Regions from separate parts of the Mus musculus genome. Here region 1 is linked to region 2. The links are chromatin loops, found by intact Hi-C in ENCODE. Cell type or tissue: gastrocnemius. All regions are shown on one strand. Links, peaks and the distances in the headings refer to the core of each region. The heading gives the core; the rest is flanking DNA.

What was found. Hi-C counts contacts between places; a loop is a spot of excess contacts. Peaks named below come from ENCODE experiments on the same cell type or tissue, not always from the same donor. Only the 100,000 strongest peaks of a DNase experiment are listed, where the experiment ranks them.
Region 1: a loop joins it to region 2, with 5 times the contacts of the local background. A loop is called at or near these places in 2 of 42 quality-filtered maps.

The regions. Positions count from the first base shown.
Region 1 is chr4:138,057,939-138,068,246 of GRCm38, forward strand. All of the region lies in intron 3 of Eif4g3 (eukaryotic translation initiation factor 4 gamma, 3), which reads left to right. Among named protein-coding and RNA genes, the nearest start is that of Eif4g3, 70 kb to the left of the region's middle. In gastrocnemius, for the core only: no CTCF peak of the experiment used is centred there; DNase peaks (open chromatin) are centred at 3,808, 5,890 and 7,104; H3K4me3 peaks cover 2,055 bases; H3K27ac peaks cover 4,819 bases.
Region 2 is chr4:137,988,325-137,998,632 of GRCm38, forward strand. It overlaps Eif4g3 (eukaryotic translation initiation factor 4 gamma, 3), which reads left to right and starts at 5,132. Exons shown (of 35, transcript NM_172703.3): 1 at 5,132-5,303; 2 at 5,658-5,820. In gastrocnemius, for the core only: no CTCF peak of the experiment used is centred there; a DNase peak (open chromatin) is centred at 5,094; H3K4me3 peaks cover 3,341 bases; H3K27ac peaks cover 3,413 bases.

The sequences.
Region 1 (10,308 bases), core at 3,252-8,251, 70 kb after region 2:
TCCCTCACAGGTAACACAAGTAGCGAGACAGCCAGGACCCCCCACCCCTGCCCCTTACTCAGCACATGAAATAAGCAAGGGGCTCCCCAGTCTTGCGGCCACGCCCCCGGGACATGCATCGTCCCCTGGACTCTCTCAAGTAAGAACTGCAGGCTTTATTTTGTTTTCTTTTTAAACGGCATTTCCTTGTAATCTATGTCTTTTCGTTTCTCTAAAGGCAGCTGTGCCCGCTGGCAGGCAGTTAGTGCAAGGCTCTTAAAGGCTCAGGCCACCTTGTCCTATGTGTCTGCTGGCCACTGGCACCCCATGCTTTTCACCTTGGAGTAATTAAAGAAGAAACAATTTATATTTAGTTTTTCTTATTTACTTAAGAAAAGTTGAACCCTTGCTGGGTGTGGTGGCGCACACCTTTAATCCCCACACTTGGGAGGCAGAGGCAGGTGGATCTCTGTGAGTTCAAGGCCAACCTGGTTCTACATAAGTTTCAGGACTGCCAGGCCTATAGAGAGAAACCTTTTCTCAAAACAAAACAAAACAAACAAAAACAAGAACAATGAAACAAAGAAGGAAAGACAGAAAAACAGACAGAAGGAAGAAAAGAAGGAAGGAAGGAAGGAAGGGAGGAAGGAAGGAAGGAAAGAGAAAGAAAGGAAGGAAGGAAGGTGACCAATGATTCTAAAATTAACAGGAAGTTTCGGTGAGCAGCCTCTTTAGTGTCCTGGCGGAGCAGTTGTCCTCCCTGTCCCTCTGGGGCGCTGCTTCTCTGCTCTTTGCAGAAGATCTTTTCTATGGGTGACTTGGGTGAGTTCTTGTTTATTGTTTATTGTTTATTGTTTATCTTTTCTATGGATGACTTGGGTGAGTTCTTGTTTATTGTTTATTGTTTATCTTTTCTATGGATGACTTGGGTGAGTTCTTGTTTATTGTTTATTGTTTATCTTTTCTATGGATGACTTGGGTGAGTTCTTGTTTATTGTTTATTGTTTATCTTTTCTATGGGTGACTTGGGTGAGTTCTTGTTTATTGTTTCTTGTTTATCTTTTCTATGGATGACTTGGGTGAGTTCTTGTTTATTGTTTCTTGTTTATCTTTTCTATGGGTGACTTGGGTGAGTTCTTGTTTATTGTTTATTGTTTATTGTTTATCTTTTCTATGGGTGACTTGGGTGAGTTCTTGTTTATTGTTTATTGTTTATCTTTTCTATGGGTGACTTGGGTGAGTTCTTGTTTTTTGTTTATTGTTTATCTTTTCTATGGGTGACTTGGGTGAGTTCTTGTTTATTGTTTATTGTTTATCTTTTCTATGGGTGACTTGGGTGAGTTCTTGTTTATTGTTTATTGTTTATCTTTTCTATGGGTGACTTGGGTGAGTTCTTGTTTATTGTTTATTGTTTCTTGTTTATCTTTTCTATGGGTGACTTGGGTGAGTTCTTGTTTATTGTTTCTTGTTTATCTTTTCTATGGGTGACTTGGGTGAGTTCTTGTTTATTGTTTATTGTTTATTGTTTATTGTTTATCTTTTCTATGGGTGACTTGGGTGAGTTCTTGTTTATTGTTTCTTGTTTATCTTTTCTATGGGTGACTTGGGTGAGTTCTTGTTTATTGTTTCTTGTTTATCTTTTCTATGGGTGACTTGGGTGAGTTCTTGTTTATTGTTTCTTGTTTATCTTTTCTATGGGTGACTTGGGTGAGTTCTTGTTTATTGTTTATTGTTTATCTTTTCTATGGGTGACTTGGGTGAGTTCTTGTTTATTGTTTATTGTTTATTGTTTATTGTTTATCTTTTCTATGGGTGACTTGGGTGAGTTCTTGTTTATTGTTTCTTGTTTATCTTTTCTATGGGTGACTTGGGTGAGTTCTTGTTTATTGTTTCTTGTTTATCTTTTCTATGGGTGACTTGGGTGAGTTCTTGTTTATTGTTTATTGTTTATTGTTTATCTTTTCTATGGGTGACTTGGGTGAGTTCTTGTTTTTTGTTTATTGTTTCTTGTTTATCTTTTCTATGGGTGACTTGGGTGAGTTCTTGTTTATTGTTTCTTGTTTATCTTTTCTATGGGTGACTTGGGTGAGTTCTTGTTTATTGTTTATTGTTTATCTTTTCTATGGGTGACTTGGGTGAGTTCTTGTTTATTGGTTTCTTTCTTCCCAAGAGCTCATGGGCCTTGTTAGCTTAATTCAGTGGTTAGCTGTTATGTACTGGAGATTTCTCAGTGGGTTTTACTCAGGGCAGGACAGACATTCATCTGGCTTTAAGACGTCAGTGGCTCTCCTCTATCCCCGGCCCTTCCCTAAGATCCTGTCCCGCTGGTCCGTACCCTGAAATCTCATGTTCATGTCTCGGTGGTTAAGAGCTGTGCATGGAGGGGCTGGCGAGATGGCTCAGTGGTTAAGAGCGCCGACTGCTCTCCTGAAGGTCCTGAGTTCAAATCCCAGCAACCACATGGTGGCTCACAACCATCCATAACGAAATCTGATGCCCTCTTCTGGAGTGTCTGAAGACAGCTACAGTGTACTTACATATAATAAATAAATAAATCTTTAAAAAAAAAAAAAAAAGAGCTGTGCATGGGAAAGGAGCCCTGGTCCTCTGGAACCCTGACAGTTCTTGCAGCTGCTGAGTCACCCCTCTAGCCTACATACATTTGAAACTTTTGTTTTCATAGTTTAGGTGTTTTGGAGCTTCACCATTACCGAAGCTTCTAAAATTAAGAAAAAATAATTATAAAACTGGAGATTATTACATTTGGAATGTCAGTCATAGTTTAAAGTATAGAATGTTCACAATAGGAATTATAATTTGCTAGACTATAGTCAGTTTGTTGCTGTATTAAGGAATATATGAATAGGCTTGTTTTTACATAATAGAACTTTGCATTTTAAATACTTAAACTCTTACTTGTGTACATAGACTTTTTTTAGATTTATTTATGAGTGCTCTATGTACACCTGCACTGCAGAAGAGGGCATCAGATCCCATTACAGATGGTTGTGAGCCACCATGTGGTTGCTGGGATTTGAATTCAGGACCTCTAGAAGACCAGGCCGTGCTTTTAACCACTGAGCCATCTCTCCAGCCCCATGAACATAGGCTTTTGAACAGCAGCATTTAAACTGTAGCTAAAGTGCATTAGTCTGAATCTCATCAAGTCAAAAAAACTGCAGCATTTTGAGGGAACATTGAGTATAATGAATTGAGTATAGCGAATTGAAGTCAAGATATTTTGAATGAAAAGGACTCTGGTGTGTCCGAGTGGCAGAGGCATGCAGAAGCTGGTTTCCTGTGGCTGATGGTGAGCTGTGTACTCATGGCGGAAGGGTCTCTGGGGGGCACAGTATTTTGTCCTGTGGAGTGTTGGCAAAGCTTGTTCTTTCATATTGATCTCTCACAAAGAGCTGGTGTGGTGCACATGGTCCTGGGCTTGTGATGACACTGGGTGGATAGGTTGCAGTTCCCAGCGGTGAAAGCTCTTGGCCTTCTGTCAACTTTATAGTCAGTCAGACTCAGATTCACTGAACAGAAAGTGCAAGAAGACCTTGTCCCAGTTTTTAAAACGTGTTGGTTTGCTTTTAATTGTTTTTATAAAACACTAGCCAAAAGCAACTTGGAGGAAAGGGTTTATTTCAGCTTATAGACTTCAGTATGCCATTGAAGGGAGGCAGGGGACGTGGAGGAAACACCTACTGGCTTGCTCTTCGTGGCTTGTTTAACTGGCTTGTTTATAGTAACCAGGACCACCACCCACAGTGAGGTGGGCCACATAACTCATCAACCAGGAAAACACCACAGGCTTGGCTTCAAGCCTAATGGACAGAACACTGGCTCCCATAGGCTCGCACATATGGCCTCATTGGAGGAAGTATGTCACCAGGGGTGGTCTTACTTAGCCTTGTCCGCCTGCCTGTCTGCCTGCCTTGTCTGTCTGCCTGCCTGAGTCTACCCACCTGTCTGCCTGCCTTGTCTGCCTGCCTGCCTGCCTGCCTGCCTGCCTGAGTCTACCCACCTGTCTGCCTGCCTTGTCTGCCTGCCTGCCTGCCTGCCTGCCTGCCTGCCTGCCTGCCTGAGTCTACCCACCTGTCTGCCTGCCTTGTCTGCCTGCCTGCCTGCCTGCCTGCCTGCCTGCCTGCCTGCCTGCCTGAGTCTACCCACCTGTCTGCCTGCCTTGTCTATCTGTCTCCCTGCCTACGTCCACCCACCTGTCTGCCTGCCTTGTCTGCCTGCCTGCCTGAGTCTACCCACCTGTCCTGCTTCACATCAGGATGTAGTTCCTTTCTCTACTTGCCCTGCATGCCACTGTGCTCCGTGCTGCGATGATCATGGACTGTTCTTTGAAAGTGTAAGCATGCCCCAGTTAAACTAGAAGAGCTGGCCGTGGTCATAGTGTCTCTTCACAGCAATAAAATAGTGACTAAGGCCTGGGCATTTTCTCAATTGCACTTCTCTATTTTGTGTTGACAGAAAATCACCCCCCTTCCAAACCCCCTCAGACAGGGTTTCTTTGTGTAACCCTGACTGTCTTGGAACTTACTTTGTAGATCAAGCTAGCCTTAAACTCCGAGATCTGCCTGCCTCTGCTTCGTGAGTGCTGATACAGAAAGGTAACCTGTTCGAGTAGATGGTGTTCCCTTCCTGGTTCTCTGGGTAGCTAAAGGGAGTGCTGTGACCTGCTGAGGGTTCTGGTGGCCCGTCTACCCTTTAGAGCTTGCTGCAATTCTCCCTTTGTGCTGGTGAGGGAAGGCTGTGCTCAGGAGGGGAACACTACTACTAAAAAGCTGCCTGAGTAGTTAGTTAGCTGTTGGCTGCTGGGCACTGCTGTCTGTAGCTGTAGTTAGCTGTTGGCTGCTGGGCACTGCTGTCTGTAGCTGTAGTTAGTTAGCTGTTGGCTGCTGGGCACTGCTGTCTGTAGCTGTAGTTAGTTAGCTGTTGGCTGCTGGGCACTGCTGCCTGTTGCTGTAGTTAGTTAGCTGTTGGCTGCTGGGCATTGCTGCTTGTAGCTGTAGTTAGTTAGCGGTTGGCTGCTGGGCACTGCTGCCTGTTGCTGTAGTTAGTTAGCTGTTGGCTGCTGGGCACTGCTGCCTATAGCTAGCTAGCTTTTGTTTTTTTGTTTTTGTTTTTGTTTTTTGAGACAGGGTTTCTCTGTATAGCCCTGGCTGTCCTGGAACTCATTTTGTAGACCAGGCTGGCCTGGAACTCAGAAATCCACCTGCCTCTGCCTCCCAAGTGCTGGGATTAAAGGCGTGCACCACCACGCCCCAGCGTGTTAGCTAGCTTTTGCTACGTTTTGTGTTCTTCTTTCTTCTACCCTTTCAATCCCGTAACACTAGAGAAACATAAAAGAGAAAAGAGGATAGAGAGGAAAGGAAAGAGATCCCTTGACATAGTTAGGTTTTAAAATGGAGGGGCTTTATGGTTCGACTACTTCCTGCTGATGGGGGCTTCTCGAGTTTCTTGGGGCAGGTTTGATCTTTGCTGTCAGGGTAGGTAATTTCTTCTGTTTGTTTCTTCTTTGAGCACATCTATTTAAGAAACTTCAACCAACAACCTTTGGGGCTCTAGCATTTATATACCCTTTGAAAAGTCTCCAGAATTCCAAATGCCATCTAGTCACACTATCACAGAAGCTAGCCACAGTTGGCAGAATCACGACTCAGAGCATGAGGCAAATCATAGTCAGCTGCTGTGGGAAATCTGAAGCAGCCCATATTCCCACACCTAGGATTAAAATGAAAACATGGTCCTGTAATATTTCTATATTTTTAAAAAGGAACCAAGATTCCCAAATCTTCACTACAGCTGAAGATATCTTACCCATATCTGGACAGGACAAGGTGTGCCTATCAGGGATCTGGATAGGAGAGAAGCCAGGGCTTGGAGCCACTTCAGGACCACAGGAGCCAGAAGGCAAAATCTCTTGCAGTGTTGCCTATGTAGCATCCTCCGTTGACAACAGTGTGCCAGCTGAGATGCTGAAATATTTATAGAGCCAGATTCATTTTCCCATCGTAGGCAAACAGGGTGACTTTTGAGCTGAAAGGCAAGCAAGGGTGATTGGTAAATAAGGAGACAGCTCCTTAGCTCCACAGCTGGTTCACAGCTCTTCAATTTCCAGGAAGTCAGGACTTGCTAGGACGGCACAGTTTGCGTTCAAGAAAGGACGTGTTCTGGCCCTTGTCAGTTGTAAGGCCACAAGAACCAACCTTTTGCTGTTCCTCCAGCTCTCCTTAGATGCCAGAACACATGAATAGCCAGGAAGCCATGAATAGGCTGCCAGTTACTGCCCTGGTGTTTTTATTGTCTGTCTGTGAGATTGCACCTGATTTGTTGAGTTACCTAGTAAGTAAGTGAGTGTGTGTGTGTGTGTGTGTGAGAGAGAGAGAGAGAGAGAGAGAACACGCTTGTGTGTGTGTTGGGGGGGTGAGAGAGTGATCGAGCGTGTGTGCATGCGTATGCATGTGTGTGGGGGAGAGGGAGATATTGAGCGCTTGCATGTGTAAGCACATGCACACTTGCTCCAGGCAAGCGCATTCTCTAAGCGACTTCCCAGTCCTCTGTTTCCCGTTTTGAAGCAGGGTCTCACTGAGTTGTTCCCCAGGTGTCTGATGCTGCAGTCCTCCTGTTTCCGTCTCTCCAGTAACAGACATTAGAGGCTTTGCCACTAGGCCCAGCTTTTTATTTTTTATTATTAACACAACTAACGATTTTACTTAGTGGAAACTTTTGTATATTTAAAATTTTTCATTTTTATGAGGAAAACAAAGTTACAATTTTATGACTTTAACAAGAAGTTTTTTCCTAATCATATATTGTCAAAATAGATGAATGTTAAATGTTCTTAAAAAAGGAAAACAAAGTAAAATTTGCAGTTTTTATATTTCATTTCCATCTTTCTAAAAAGTGTTTTACATGTATGTGTTGGGGTGTTTGCCTTCACATCTGTGCACTTGTGTGTGTGCGCACCACGTGTATACCTGGTGCTCAGGACGTCAGAAGAGGGGCTCAGATCCCCTGGAACTAGTCAGTAATGACTGAATCACCCGACCCGGTGCTGGGGACAGAACTTGCATCGTGTGTGAGAGCACCAAGTGTCCCTAACTGCTGATCCGCAGCTCAGTCCTCCCCCCTGCTCCCTCCTGTCTACCGAGTCTTTGGAGGGAGGGCTGTTAGAAGCCAGCTGGGGCAGCATCGCAAGGCTCCTTGCTGCTGGAGCACTGACAGCACTCGTGCTCTCTTGGTGCTGGCTGCTGTTTGCTTGTTTTTGATAATATGTTATCATACTGAAAAATATATTTGTTGGGAGTTGAGTATTTAGCTCAGTGGTAGAGGGTTTTCCTAGCAAGCACAAGGCCCTGGGTTCGGTCTTCAGCTCTGAAAAAATTTTAAAAAAGGACAAAAAAAATATTTGTTGACAAAAATTTCACAAACTTTTGTCTTTTTTTTTTGTTGTTCTTGTTGTTTGAGCCTGGCTCTTGAGTAGCTCAAGCTTGCTTGGAATTTACCATTTAACTGAGGGGGTGGGGCCTTGAACTCAAAGTCCTCCTGTCTTGGTCTCTAATATGCTAGAATTACAGTATATCATCATGTTTGGCTAGAACAAATACAGTCAGCTGTCTTTGCCATTGTCATTAAATAAATGTCCTGCTGTCTTGGCTCCTGACTGTAACCCTAGCCCTTGGGGGCCAAGTTGGCAGGATAAGGCCAAGTTCCCTAAAAGAGAAGCAAAAAAACCTGAATAGGTTATAAATACCTGAACAACCAATGGCTTGCTGTGGTATGATGCAGGAGTGTGGTGTTATTTCTACTCGTGGTGGCTTTATGTGACAAGACTGGGAATTTCCACAGCCTGTCACCTTTTGCCTTTGTTGGCAGGGCACCTGCAGTTATTTATGAAGAAGGACTCTCAGTGAGTCCCTGTTAGTCCTGCCTCATCCACCTTACCTTGAACCAAGTGAGAGCAGCTTTTGGATGGTGATTTCGTTGTGCCTTTCCTTGTATTGCACACAGTTGCAAAAATAGCCCAGGGATTAAAACAATTCCATGCTTGCTTTTAAGTGCTGTTGTTAAGAGTAGTGACTAAGTGGTCATTGCCCTGTTTGCACACAGAGAGACCAAAGGGTAAGTCTCTGCTTGGGAAATCTACACCATCCACACTGGTCGAACCCACATAGGAAATCTCAAAGTGTCACGTCAGTGTTGTTAGAAAATGAAGGGACTTTACAAGAGTCAAACTGATGGTGGTTTCATGGGCATTTCTCATTGTCTTTCTTCTGGGCCCCACTTTTGATTGTTGCCCCCCTTTTCACCTAAGTTCTGTCAGGGCAAAGAGCAGGATCTCTGGACACAACTGGACATTGCTTGATTTTTACCCCCCTTGCTGTCACTTGGTGTTTTGAGTAAGTTTTTTTAAAAGCAGTCTTCGTCCTTTCCCCTGCAGGTTTTCCTCAGTGGACACCTGTACTTTCTGCAGATTTGAGCAGCAGCTCAGCTCCAGCGCTGCCACGTTCTAGAACTCTAGCGAGGCATTCACATGCTTCATATCTTTATTTTTGGTTTCTGTTTCTGTTTTGTTGTTTTATACTTCCAGACCTTGCTATTTCCTCAGAGAAGTCAGCACATCCGGGTGAATCTTGGGAAGGAGAAATACAAGTAGAGGCGTCTTTGTCTGTCTTTTGTTAAGAATGCCAGGCTGGGGATCAGTCAGCATGTGCCACAGGTGACTAGGAACACAGCTGGATCACCCAAAGTACTGGTACTGTTTCTGGCAGAAACACCCTCTGCACGCATGTGTTTGAGCAGGCTGTTGGGGTGTACCGATAGGACCATGGCAGAAAGGTCAGCAGAGGGAACAAGTACCATGGCCATACAGAGTCCTGGTCTGAGTTTAATCCGGGTTTGCTGAGAGGAGAGGTTTGCAGGGCTGTAAGAAGGGGTGAGGCGACTCAATAAAGGACTGTTGCCTTTATAAAGGAGCAGATAGGAAGGCAATTTGAAAGCCTGTGAACTGGAAAGAGCAGTGTATAAACGCTTCTTTCCCCTTCTTTTTTATTTTCAATACAGTTTCTCTGTGTAGCCCTGGCTGTTCTGGAACTCATTCTGTAGAAGAGGTTGGCCTCAGAGATCCCTCCTGCCTTTGCCTCCTGAGTGGTGGGATTGAAGGCCTGTGCCCCCACTGCCTGGCTTCTCTTCCTTTCTTTTGAGACAACTTCTTATGTAACTTAGATAGAGCTATTGCTATGAAGAGACATCATGACCATGGCACCTCTTAAAGAATGAAAACAATTCAATTGGGACTGGCTTACAGTTTCAGGTTCAGTCCATTGTCATGGTGGGATGCATGGCAGCATCCAGGCAGACACAGTGCTGGAGAAGGAGCTGAGAGTTCTACATCTTAATCCACAGGCAGCTGAAGGAGCCTGGCTTCCAGGCAGCCTGGAGGACACTAATCTGCACTAGACTTAGCTTGAGCATAGAACCTCAAAGCCCATCCCCGCAGCGACACACTTCCTCCACCATCATCACTCCCTATGGGCCAGAACTATTCAAACTGCCACAGATGGCCTCCAGTCGAAGCCTCTCAGGTGCGAGGGTCGTTTCTAAGCTGTCCATTAGTCCATGGGCTAGATTTGCTTTTCTTACATAGAGTAAGTCTCCGGCGACTGAATTGTACCCAATATTGTACCCAATGGAGGACCACTATTTTACGTGTGTGTGTGTGTGTGTGTGTGTGTGTGTGTGTGTGTGTGCAATTATATATATGTGTGTGTGTGTGTGTGTGTATATATATATATATATATATATATGAATGAAATTATACTGTGTCCAGTATTTTGTCAGACTTCGCAGGTAAAGAAGTTTGCTTGCTGCTCGCTGTCCACAGTGCTGCATCCCCAGGTAGCACTGCACTCCATCTTCCTAAGGCCCTGTTACTTCTGATCATGTCTGTGGTTGCCCATCCTCTCAAAGACAGGCCACCATAGAGTTCACGTTGGCCTTCAGCAAGTAACCCCATCAGTTAAGGAGCATGTAGTTAACAAAACAAAACATGAGTTTATCTTATCAGCCAAATGCTTTAAATGAGGCTGCTGTACTCTGGAGAGTAATACTGACGAAGCAGCTAGGGAAGGGAAGGACAAGGTGCTAGTGCCAAGACGGAAGTGTTTGGAGGATGCTCAGGATGCAGCTCAGGATGTGAGGTCCAGTGTCATGGGGTGTCCTTCCCTGTCAATTCTGGAGTTTGTATGAATTCTCTGATGCCATTGCCTGTAACCTCAAGTTATTCCTTAATATAGAATGTCTGCTTGGTACTTTTTGTTA
Region 2 (10,308 bases), core at 2,673-7,672:
GAGGGGCAAGGAGGAATGAAGGCGCTGTGGGGACCAATAAGTGAAAGGAAAGTACGGTGTGGGCATAAGAGCCTGACTCTGGATCTTATCTGCATTCATTGAATGGTCCTGGACAGTGGTGGGGGATGGGGTGGAGACAGGCAGAGCTGGGGGATTGTTGGCCTGCTGGCCTTTTGAAATGGTAAGCTCCAAGTTCAGTGAAAGACCCTGTCTCAAAAAATAAGTAGAGAGCAATAGAAGATACCTGATGTTGACCTCCGGCCTCCATGGACATAGTGGCTTTTACTTGTACACACACACACACACACTCTCTCTCTCTCTCTCTCTCTCTCTCTCTCTCTCTCATAATTGCAACATTTAGGAGCTGAAGCTTGAGAACTGTCAATTTGTAGCCTGTCTCATAGTAATACCATCTCCAAAACAAACGAACAAACAAACTAACAACAACAGAAGCCACCAACAGAACAAATTACATCAATAGAAGAAGGAACCATGTGTATTGGCTGTGCCCTGTGATCCCAGCACAGGAGGATGATCTTGAGTTAGAGGTCAGCCTGGGCTAAAGAAAGGAATTGGCCAGCCTGGGCTCACAGAATGAGACTCTGTTTCAAAAACCAAAAATGGATGGGAGGGGGAAATTAATCAGAGCTGGTGTTGTAGGTCCCTGGTAGTTTGCCTTCTATGCATGAGGTCCTGGGTTTACCACAACACTGGGGAGGAGAGCAGGAAAGAAGAGGAAGGAAAGAAGGAAGGCTTCTAGAACGTACGGGCGGGACGTGTGGGGAGGGGGCTTTGGTCCCATTTACTTACAAGGTTGAGACAGAAGAATTGCTGGGGTACAGGAGTTAGAGGGGAAGCCTGGATAACACAGGGAGAGCCTGCATCAAAAAAGGAGGAGGAGGAGGAGGAGGAAGGAGAGGAGGAGGAAGAGGAGGAAGAAGAGGAGGAGGAGGAAGAGGAGAAGGAAGAGGAAGGGAGGAAGAGGAGGGGAGGAAGAGGAGGAGGAGGAAGAGAAAAAAGCAAAAAGAAATGTAAGGGCCCTCTGAGCCCAGTACCAGTTCACACTTACTCCAGCAGCAATGTAGCAATGCCCTGAGAGTATCCATGAGTGTACTTTCAGCTCATAGGGAATTCAGGTTTTTGCCACAGGTTGCTGTGGGCTCTGGGTATAGCAGACAGCCGCCCAAAGCGACCGCACTCCTCATGGGCATGCGCTGTGCGTGTTCTAGGATATTCTGGCCCTGCTCTCTATGTGGTGAGGCCTTGGGTTGTCTGGATTCCTGTGGGGTAACATAAAATCCTCTGGCAATTTACAATTAAGTCATTCAAATTTCATAGCCCATCTGAGTGCTTGCCACATCAGAGGGATTTTTAAAGGGCAATGAAATGTCTCTGCAGAAATGAATCATAATGGGTAAAGTGTACCAAAAAAAATTACTGTGTGCCAGGGAATCCCTGGGTAAGTGTTCCCTGTTATTCCCCAAACCCCAGGAGGTGGAGCGGGTTTCACAGAGGAGGAAAACTTAGGCTCACGGAGATTAAAAATGTTCTCTAGGGGCTGGAGAGACTGCTCCGTGGTAGAGAGTGTGTACAGCTTATGAACTCAGAAGCCCTGAGTTCAATTCCCAGCACTAAGGTAAGGTGGCTTCACGAAAGCCTGTTAACTCCAGCACCAGGGGAGTTGGTCTCTTCTTCTGGTCTCCGTGGGTATCAGCATTCATAAACACATAACTCCTCCTTCCCCACTATTTAATAAAAATAAGAGCCTTTCATGAATTGAATACTGTGAATTCCTCCTTCTACTACCAAATGCCTTCAAGATTTAGCCTAAATCCAAGATCCTTTAATAAACCAGGCTCTTTTTTTTTTTCCTTTCTTTCTTCCTTTTTGAGACAGGGTTTCTCTGTTTTAGCTCTGGCTGTCCTGGAACTCACTATATGGACCAGGGTGATCTCAAATTCACAGAGATCTGCCTGTCTCTGCTGGAATTAAAGGCATGCATCACTGTGGCCCAGCTCTGGGGCTCTTCTTTTAACCTTAGTAGCCACTTTAATCTCTTGGCAACTAAGCTCTCACCACACACACTGGCCTGCTTCTGCTACCTTCATTCCACGAGTGGGGCCTGGGGAGTCTTAGGCCATCAGGCCTGACAGCAGGGGCTTTCACCTATTAAGCTGTTTTGACACCATCATGGAGAGCTTAGTGGACAAGGTGCTGAAATCAGATATTTAAATGTTTTTATGTATAAGGGTGTTTTACCTATTATCTGTGCATGTACGTGTCTAGTTCCCAAGGAGGCCAGGAGAGGGCATCATATCCCTTGGAACTGGAGTTTCAAAGGCGTGAGCTGCCCCGTGGACTGGGAATTGAACAGGGGTCCTCTGGGAGAGCAGCCAGTATTCATAACCTGTGAGCCTTCTCTTCAGCCCCAGATCAGATTTTCTTGCCAGTGTCTATGTTTGATGATAGGGTTGCTATGCTGAGGGCAAGGTGTCTGAAAGGTCCTTGGGTTCGAAGCCCAGGCCTTCCTCTTAGATGTCATACAGATTGCCTTTGGATGTCCTTGAGTCTTAAGTTCTTTGTGGGTGAATGAGGTGTACCACGAATTTTCCAGTGCTGTCAGGGGGGATGAGTTAACCTATGAAAGGTGTCTACACATAGTAGGTGTTTAGTGTTTGCTGCTCTGTAGGATGTGGGTGTGTCTAGAAGGGTCGGATTTCTGTACTCAAATACAAGTGTAGGTGAGCACTCAACCGTGACTGCAGGGTCAGCTTTGCAAGGAGTGAACAGAGGATAATTGTTCAACTGCTGATCTACAGCCCTGGCCCTAAGGTCGTGCTTTTGGGTGAATGGAGAGAGCCTGTCTCTTTGACTCTGTTCTCCCAGCTCCTCCTGCTTGATTGCCTGAGGTCAGAATCTTATCTAGACTTTAACATTATTTTGCCCAGGATCTGTCCTGTTTGAGGTTGATAATGCTCGCAAAATGTTTAGCAAAGGCCCCCCGGCACATACTAATTGCATGATGCTTGTAGCTATTATTAAGATAAAAAAGGAAGCTAGCTCAGAAAAGAATAACAATTAGGCAATTATCAATCTGTTATCAGCGGAGAGTAAACGGGGAAGTCGGATCTTTCTGCTGGGAACAGATTTTGATTGGGATAAAGATGCCCGAGACTCAGGTTCTCAGAATCTGAAATGAGACTCCAGGGGCCGAGAAAGGACCACTTGGGAGTCTTTCCTGGAGTTAGTCAAGCCTGAAGAGGAGTGGAAAATCCACACTTAAGTAACCTGGTATAACAAATTTTCATATGGTGGAGGATGCCAGAGTAGGAAGTAGCTGTTGTGCCTGGTCAAGAGATGGAAGGCGGCTTTCCTTCTAATGCAGTGGAGGCTCAGGTAGCTAGAGGCAATGAGGCAATGGGGGAGCCTGCCACCTAGCTTTTAGCCTACAGAGAACATCTGGGGCTCCCAGGGGTTGTCACCCACTACATGTAAAGCTTTTTTTTTTTTTTTTTTTTTAAGGGCCCGGTGGTGAGTGCCTATAATTCTAGTACTTGGAGGGTAGAGGCAAGACAAGCAGGAGTTCAAGGTTATCCTCAGGCACGTGGAGAGATGAGGCTAGCCTGAGCTACTTAAGACTCTCTCAAAAAGAAGCAAGCAAGCCAACAAACCCAGAGAAACCAACGACCACCCCAACTCTGAAACCCACCAATGTAGCAGGAGTCAGGACACTAATCTTGTTTGTATGTTCATGTGTATGGCGACCAGGGGACAACCTCAGGTGTCTTCTTCTGGTGCTGTCACCTTTTATTCTGGAGACAGGGTCTCTCACTGGCCTGGAACTCATCAGATGGAGTGGGCTGTGACCAGTGAGCCTCAGGGAACTGTTGGTCTTCACCTCAATGCTGGGACTGTATACACCTCTCGCACACCAGACTTTTCCTGAGTGAATTCTGGAGTCTGCACTTGGGTCCTAACGTTTGCAACTCAAGCACACAGGACACAGGACACTAATTTTACCTCTGTCCACGTTGGTCATGTGACCTTGGCAAAGTCTCCTGTCAGCTTTGAGCTGCCTCAAAAAAAATTTTTTTTTAATAGTGTAGATGATAGCTAAACTTCTTTGGACCCCAGAGTCTTCATTTGTAAGAATAGGTATTTACCTATTTCTTGGGATTATATGAGCTAATGCAGTACTCCATATCTGCACAGTTCGGAGGTGTCTGCGACTCCTTTTCTGTCAATGTTACTGTGTCCTGGGGACAATGCCTCTATTGAGGGGCGCAGGTGTGGTGTGCAAAGTGTGAATGGATGTGGGGGGAGGAGACCTTATCCACAGGAGTTAGCCAAGCAAAAGAAGATGGGCAGCCGACTACAGGTTGTAGTCAAAGGCCCCTCCAGTCTTGGGGAAGACTGTGGGAAGATATCCACTCTACAGAGCTTAGGGTCAGTTTCTGGCAAGGCAGGCCATTTTGCATCCTAGAAGGGTAAGGTTCATCCTAGAGAAGGTGGGATCCCGTTTCTGAATCCGCTCCATCCCTTCCCAGCCAGGCGACCTTGGGGCAGTCACTTTTCTTCTCCGGGGCCTCCTCTGCAAAATGGGGCTCCTCGTTCCATTTCGCACTTTGGGCATCTGAGGACGACGTGTCGACATAATGCCCATGGCTGGCGACGTCAAGGGCCGGCGAGTGGCATCTGTTATGTTAATAAGTCCTTGAGGCGGGCGGGTTCCTAACTGTCGGTTTGTGCTCTGGCTTAGCGGTTCCCTCCGCAGCGCCTCGGTTTTTCCGCTCCGCCGCCTCTCGACGCTTGCTTGGCAGGTCTCGACGGACCGCGGCCTCGGGTGCCGTTACTATTGTTCTTCGAGGCTGAGCTCTCTCCCTACAGACGTGCCCTTCGGTCTCTCCCTCAGCTCCGCACCGCGCCGCGGAGATCCTCAGCCGTCCCGGATCACCGATCTTTCCCGAGAAAGAGTGTCAGCTCCTGCGGCGTTCCCGAACAGCGGCCGAAGGCGCTCCCGAGCGCTCCCGAAGAAGCCCGGCCGCTCGCGGTCTCCGGAAATAGCCGAGAGAGCTTGCCACCCTCGGTCTGCCGAGTCCTTCCGAAAAGGGCCGAAAAGCTCCGAGCGGCCGTCCTGCCGGACTGCTGGAGGCGGCCGCAGCGCCATGTTGGATGCTCTGCTCGTTGAGTGAAGAAAATCCGTCCGCATCGCCCGAGCCCCGCTACCGAGAAGGGCGCCGCTTCCCCCGGGGAGGGGGACAGAGACCCCCCGCCGCCGGCCCATGAGGATATTGCCGTGAAAGGTCCGGTCTCTCCGCCTCCTGCCCCTGCCGGGTCCGGCCCCCCCCTCCCCGGGGTCGCGTTGTCACGGAGACCGGCAGCCGGTGGTGCTGGCCCGCGGGGCGGCTGCTGCTGCCCGCGGCGGCGGCGGCGGAGGCGGCGGCGGCGGAGGGCGTGTGTGACCGGTCCCGGCCCCCTCCTCCTCCTCCTCCCAGCCTCCCCCCGGCCCCCCGCTCCCGCCGCCTCCCCGGGTCTGCCCCCATCCCGCCCCTCCGCTGCCCCCGGCCCCTGCACCCCGGCGCGCCCGGTCCCGCTCTGGGGGGGTTGGTGGCTTCGCTTTGCCATGAGTTTACCGCAGAAACCGGCTCTGAAATCAGGCTCAGCGGCTGCAGCAGGAACCGGACCCGGCACCGGAGCGGCGGCGGCGGCGGCGGTACCGCCTCCTCATCCGGCGGCAGCGGCGGCGGCGGCGGCAGTAGCGGCAGCGGCGGCCCCTCCTCACCCGAACATCAGGGCCCTCCAGACCCCGGCGCCCCAACAGTATCCTTTTCACCTTCCGGCGGTCCAGAGCGACCCTCGGTGGGAACCTCCTTGCCTGCCGTCATAGCCCGGCCAGAAAAGGGACGGGCAGCCGCTCTGCTCCCGGCTTGACCCGAGCTTTTGGGGTGCACCGGTGACAGCATTGCTGGGGACCCCGGGACCCTCTGCGGTACCGTGAACACTACTAGCTCCACCGGGCCGTGCCTCTGCAGCTCTTGTGGATCTGGGGGGAACCCTGCCCTTGGCTGCTCCCTCCCCTTTCTTGGGCAGAATTTGCTGGTGCCTAGGACCAGCCCTGCGGGCAAGGCTTTTCTGACTGTTGGGAGGCCCTGCCTTCTGCGGGGCTCGGTAGCCTCTCTAATTATTATTTAGGATTCATAGCAAAGTTTATTGCTAAATTTTCTGTTGGAAACGAATCAGCTCATTCCTGAGGTAAGTTGGGTCTTCAGTCTTTACTGCAAGTGTACAAAAAGCACCCCCCCCCGCTAGTGTTTTGTTTTATTTTATTTTATCGTATTTTATTTTTTTAAGCAATTAGAGTTGTGTTGTGGCTTGTGGTGGAGCCGGCTAAGGAGGAAATGTTACACTGGGCGCTTCCCTGTCTTTGACCTTTCTAAAGGAAGAGGAAGTTAACTCACATTACCCAGTACCCCCAGAAGTCTCACTTCTTCTAAGACTGGTGTTAACGCTGTATATCTTTTTTAAAGGGCTTTAGTAAGTTTGCTGCTCCGTAGGGTGGTGTCTGGAGGGTACCAGGGCTCCCAAGGAAGGGTCTTAGTTTTGAATGTGTCTTAATTTCATGGTATAGAAGTTGGGGCAGCTTTGATTGAAAAATCTTGGTACCTGGTATTTAAGTCAGAATAAAACGTCGAATTCACAGCTCCTATGGAGTAAAGGAAGGTGATACTCCTTTGGATCCCCACTGGGTTTCTCTGTGTAGCCCTGGCTGCCCTAGAACTTGCTCTGTAGACCAAGCTGCCCTTGAACTCAAGAGATCCGCCTGCCTCTGCCTCCTGAATGCTGGGATTAAAGGTGTGCGTTACCATCGATGGGCAAGCAGAGGTGTTGTTACCTATCTGAGAATAACATTTCATCATCTCCCCCGCCCCCACCCCCCATCCTTGGACTTGTGAAAAATGGACAAATGATTTTTGGATGTTCCCAGTGCTGTGTGGTTCTTGTGTTTGACTTGTAAGTGGTGTTGGGGCTAGTCATTTCTGTGTAGTTTGATTCTTGTCTGTATCAATTACTTTGAGAAGGGAAAAACACTTCCCCTTCTTGGGTCACCTCAGGTCATTGTTTGTTTTCTGTCCAGCGTTCTTTCTGTGTTCTTTACATATTGTTAGTCCACATCTTAGTGCTCCAGTGCTATGTGTGGAGTGATTTCATAATGTTCTGACCCTGCCCAGTTCTGTTCAGTTTCTCGCTTGCTCGCGGCTGAGAATGTTGCGTGTTCATGGAGAACCCAGTTGCTTCTGACCCACATGCGCAGCTATTGGCCTGTGAAGGAGCAGGTCGGCCGTTCAGCCTGCTTCGGGGTAGAATTGGGTCGCTTCAGTCTACCTAGCTTCACTTTCATACTTGCTTCGAATTCCGTTCTAATTTTAGGGTTGTTTTTCTTGATGGTCTGTCTGTGTTGGTAGGTTTCTGTCTCCGGACCAAGTGAGTTGTTCCTTACCTGCCTCTTTAAGCTGTTAGGGAGTTAACCAGAGGGATTGCACACTGTGTGTTCTGGACAGACAGACAGACCAGCAAGTAAGGGATCATAGTGTTGTACGTGACAGCGCTTGGTGAAGTTGGTGGCTTCATTGGATACAGAGCGGGGGTGCTGAGTATCCCAAGTATGCTTTTGCTCCTTAGAGCTCACAGCTGAAGGACTGGAAAAACTTGAAGCTGGTTACAACTTGGAAGTCGTGGTTGGACCTCCAGTTAGATTTTTATCTTTTCTTTAAAATAGAAGGAAGATGCAGTTGGGAAACAGGAAGGAATAAGGTGTTCTCTGCAGAGAAGATTATTCTAAACCCTTCATGGCAACCTTGGAGCCAGCCGTGCTGCTTGGAGGTTCTATTTTGCCCCATGTCATGGCGGCTGACATTTTATACTTGATGTATTCTACAATTCCTGCTTTACTCCGGCAAGATCGCACAGCTAAATAAGCATCTATCGAGATAGTAAAGGAAGCGTGGGCTACGGCCGGCTCAGAACGCAGCAGCGGGAAAATGTTGTCACCTGGTACTGGAAGAGGTCAGAAACCCAGTAGAGCAACTCTGCTTTTCAAACTGCAGGGCATGTGGGAATTTGGGTTTTATGCAGACACCTGCGTGCAGTAAGTCAGTGCCGTTGAAGCACTTGGAGTTAGAGCACAGAGCTGGCGTTGGCTCTTCCCATGGCTTAACTCCACTGCCTTACAGGGTGTGTGTGGGTACAGTTGCTGCAAATTAGTTAGCTTAAGCAGTGTATTAGAAAATGTGTTGGAAGGCGTTGCATGGCCAGGTGTCCTTCATTCGTACTGAGTGTTCACGTGTTCGTCGAAATGCAAGGTGTGTTGAAAACACAGGAATTGCATGTAAACTTGAAGCTGGAAGCAGGCATCAGATTTGCACTGCAGGACAACCTTCCCCCCCCCCTCCCCCCAGCCACTTGAAGGAGAAATGGCCACACTGATTGGAAATAGTCAATGGCTGGTCTCTAGCTGAGGGGGAGATGGGATGGCAGGCCTGGAAGGAGACAGAAAGCTAACATGAACAGTTGTAAACGCAAGGAGAGTATGCTGAGAGTTTCTTAACAAACCCGCTGGAAACTTGTGCTTGGTGAAGTCACAGCTTGAGAATATTTGTCTTGCGGTGTGCTTGGCTCAGCTTCCCCGTTGAGGTTGAGGTGACTCTGTTGAGAATATTGACAGTGGTCATCCTTTCTCTGGCTGACAAAATAACTGACGTTTTCATAAAAAACTGTCATGCTGAAGTTTTTCAGAGGGTTCCTGGGTTCCCCATTAACATCCCATATCTTTATATTGAGACTGCTGCCCACCTTACAGAAAATTCTGGATGAATAAACTAGAGTTATGTGCCCATTTGAGCAGAAAGTTTTTCCCATATGTTAGGAATACAGTATTCCTAACAGGGTGTGATTCAGGGCTACTGACACATTTCTGGTGAATCATCTTACTGTTTGGGGGCAACCAGTAAAAGCCAGTGAGACAGAGTAGGTTCTTTTTAGAAACAGAACTAGAGACCTGTGTCAACCAGAAGAGGACTTGTGTCTCTGGCTCCTTTGTCAAGAGTGTTCTTTCAGCCAGGCGGTGGTGGCGCACACCTTTAATCCCAGCCCTTGGGAGGCAGAGACAGGCGGATTTCTTTTTTTTTTTTTTTTTTAAGATTTATTTATTTATTATATGTAAGTACACTGTAGCTGTCCTCAGACACTCCAGAAGAGGGCGTCAGATCTTGTTACAGATGGTTGTGAGCCACCATGTGGTTGCTGGGATTTGAACTCCGGACCTTCGGAAGAGCAGTCGGGTGCTCTTACCCACTGAGCCATCTCACCAGCCCGACAGGCGGATTTCTGAGTTCGAGACCAGCCTGGTCTACAGAGTGAGTTCCAGGACAGCCAGGGCTACACAGAGAAACCCTGTCTCAAAAAAAAAAAAAAAAAAAAAAAAAGAAAAAAAAAAAGAGTGTTCTTTCTATCTTTGCAATACTCCTGTTGTCCCACCCCCCTTTTTTTTTCCTTTTTAAATCTTCTCTTCCATGGACATTAAGCTGGTCTGAAGTGGTGAAGTGTGTAATTTTCACTCTCTTTTTTTTTATTTCCCTCTCTGATAACTAGATCTGGATAATATTCATTTTCAGTATCTGCTGCTAGATGTCATACATGCAGGATTCTATTTAAGTTTTCCAAGGCCTCTAATAAGGTAGGTGTTGTCTGTTTCACAGACAAGGGTACTGATATGCAGGGAAGTTAGTTACATTTCCAGGGTCTCCTGTGCCTGTGAAAGGTGGTGTGTGAGCAGACTAGTGGCCGGTGGTGGCCTTCTTACTTGGCTGGATGTGTGTGGGCCTGGGAGGAAGTCAGAACTCTGCTGCATTTGAGAGAAGCCATGCCAAGTACTGTAGAACACAGCCATGGTGTCTAGGGTTTGAAGTAGTTCACAACAGCATACTGCTAGACAAGTAGGCTGTCTTCCCCTCACTGAGCCTAAGAACATGGAGGTCCTCTGATGGATTTAGCTCGGGTCTCTGCTTGTCCCAGAGTCAGCAAGGCCTCCAGCAGAGTACCATTATAGCTAGCAGCTGGCATTCTGAGGCTGTTGTGCTTGGCCAGCAGCTCAGCTCTCTTAAGCCACTCCCTCAAGAAATTGTCAAATCTTGAGTGCTCGGAGGCAGAAGCAGGCAGATCTGGAGTCAGGCTACACTATGAGACCGTGTCTCAAACCAAGCCAAATCAAACAAATGTTTGAAGGCAGATCCTTATACGAGGGAGAAAGGG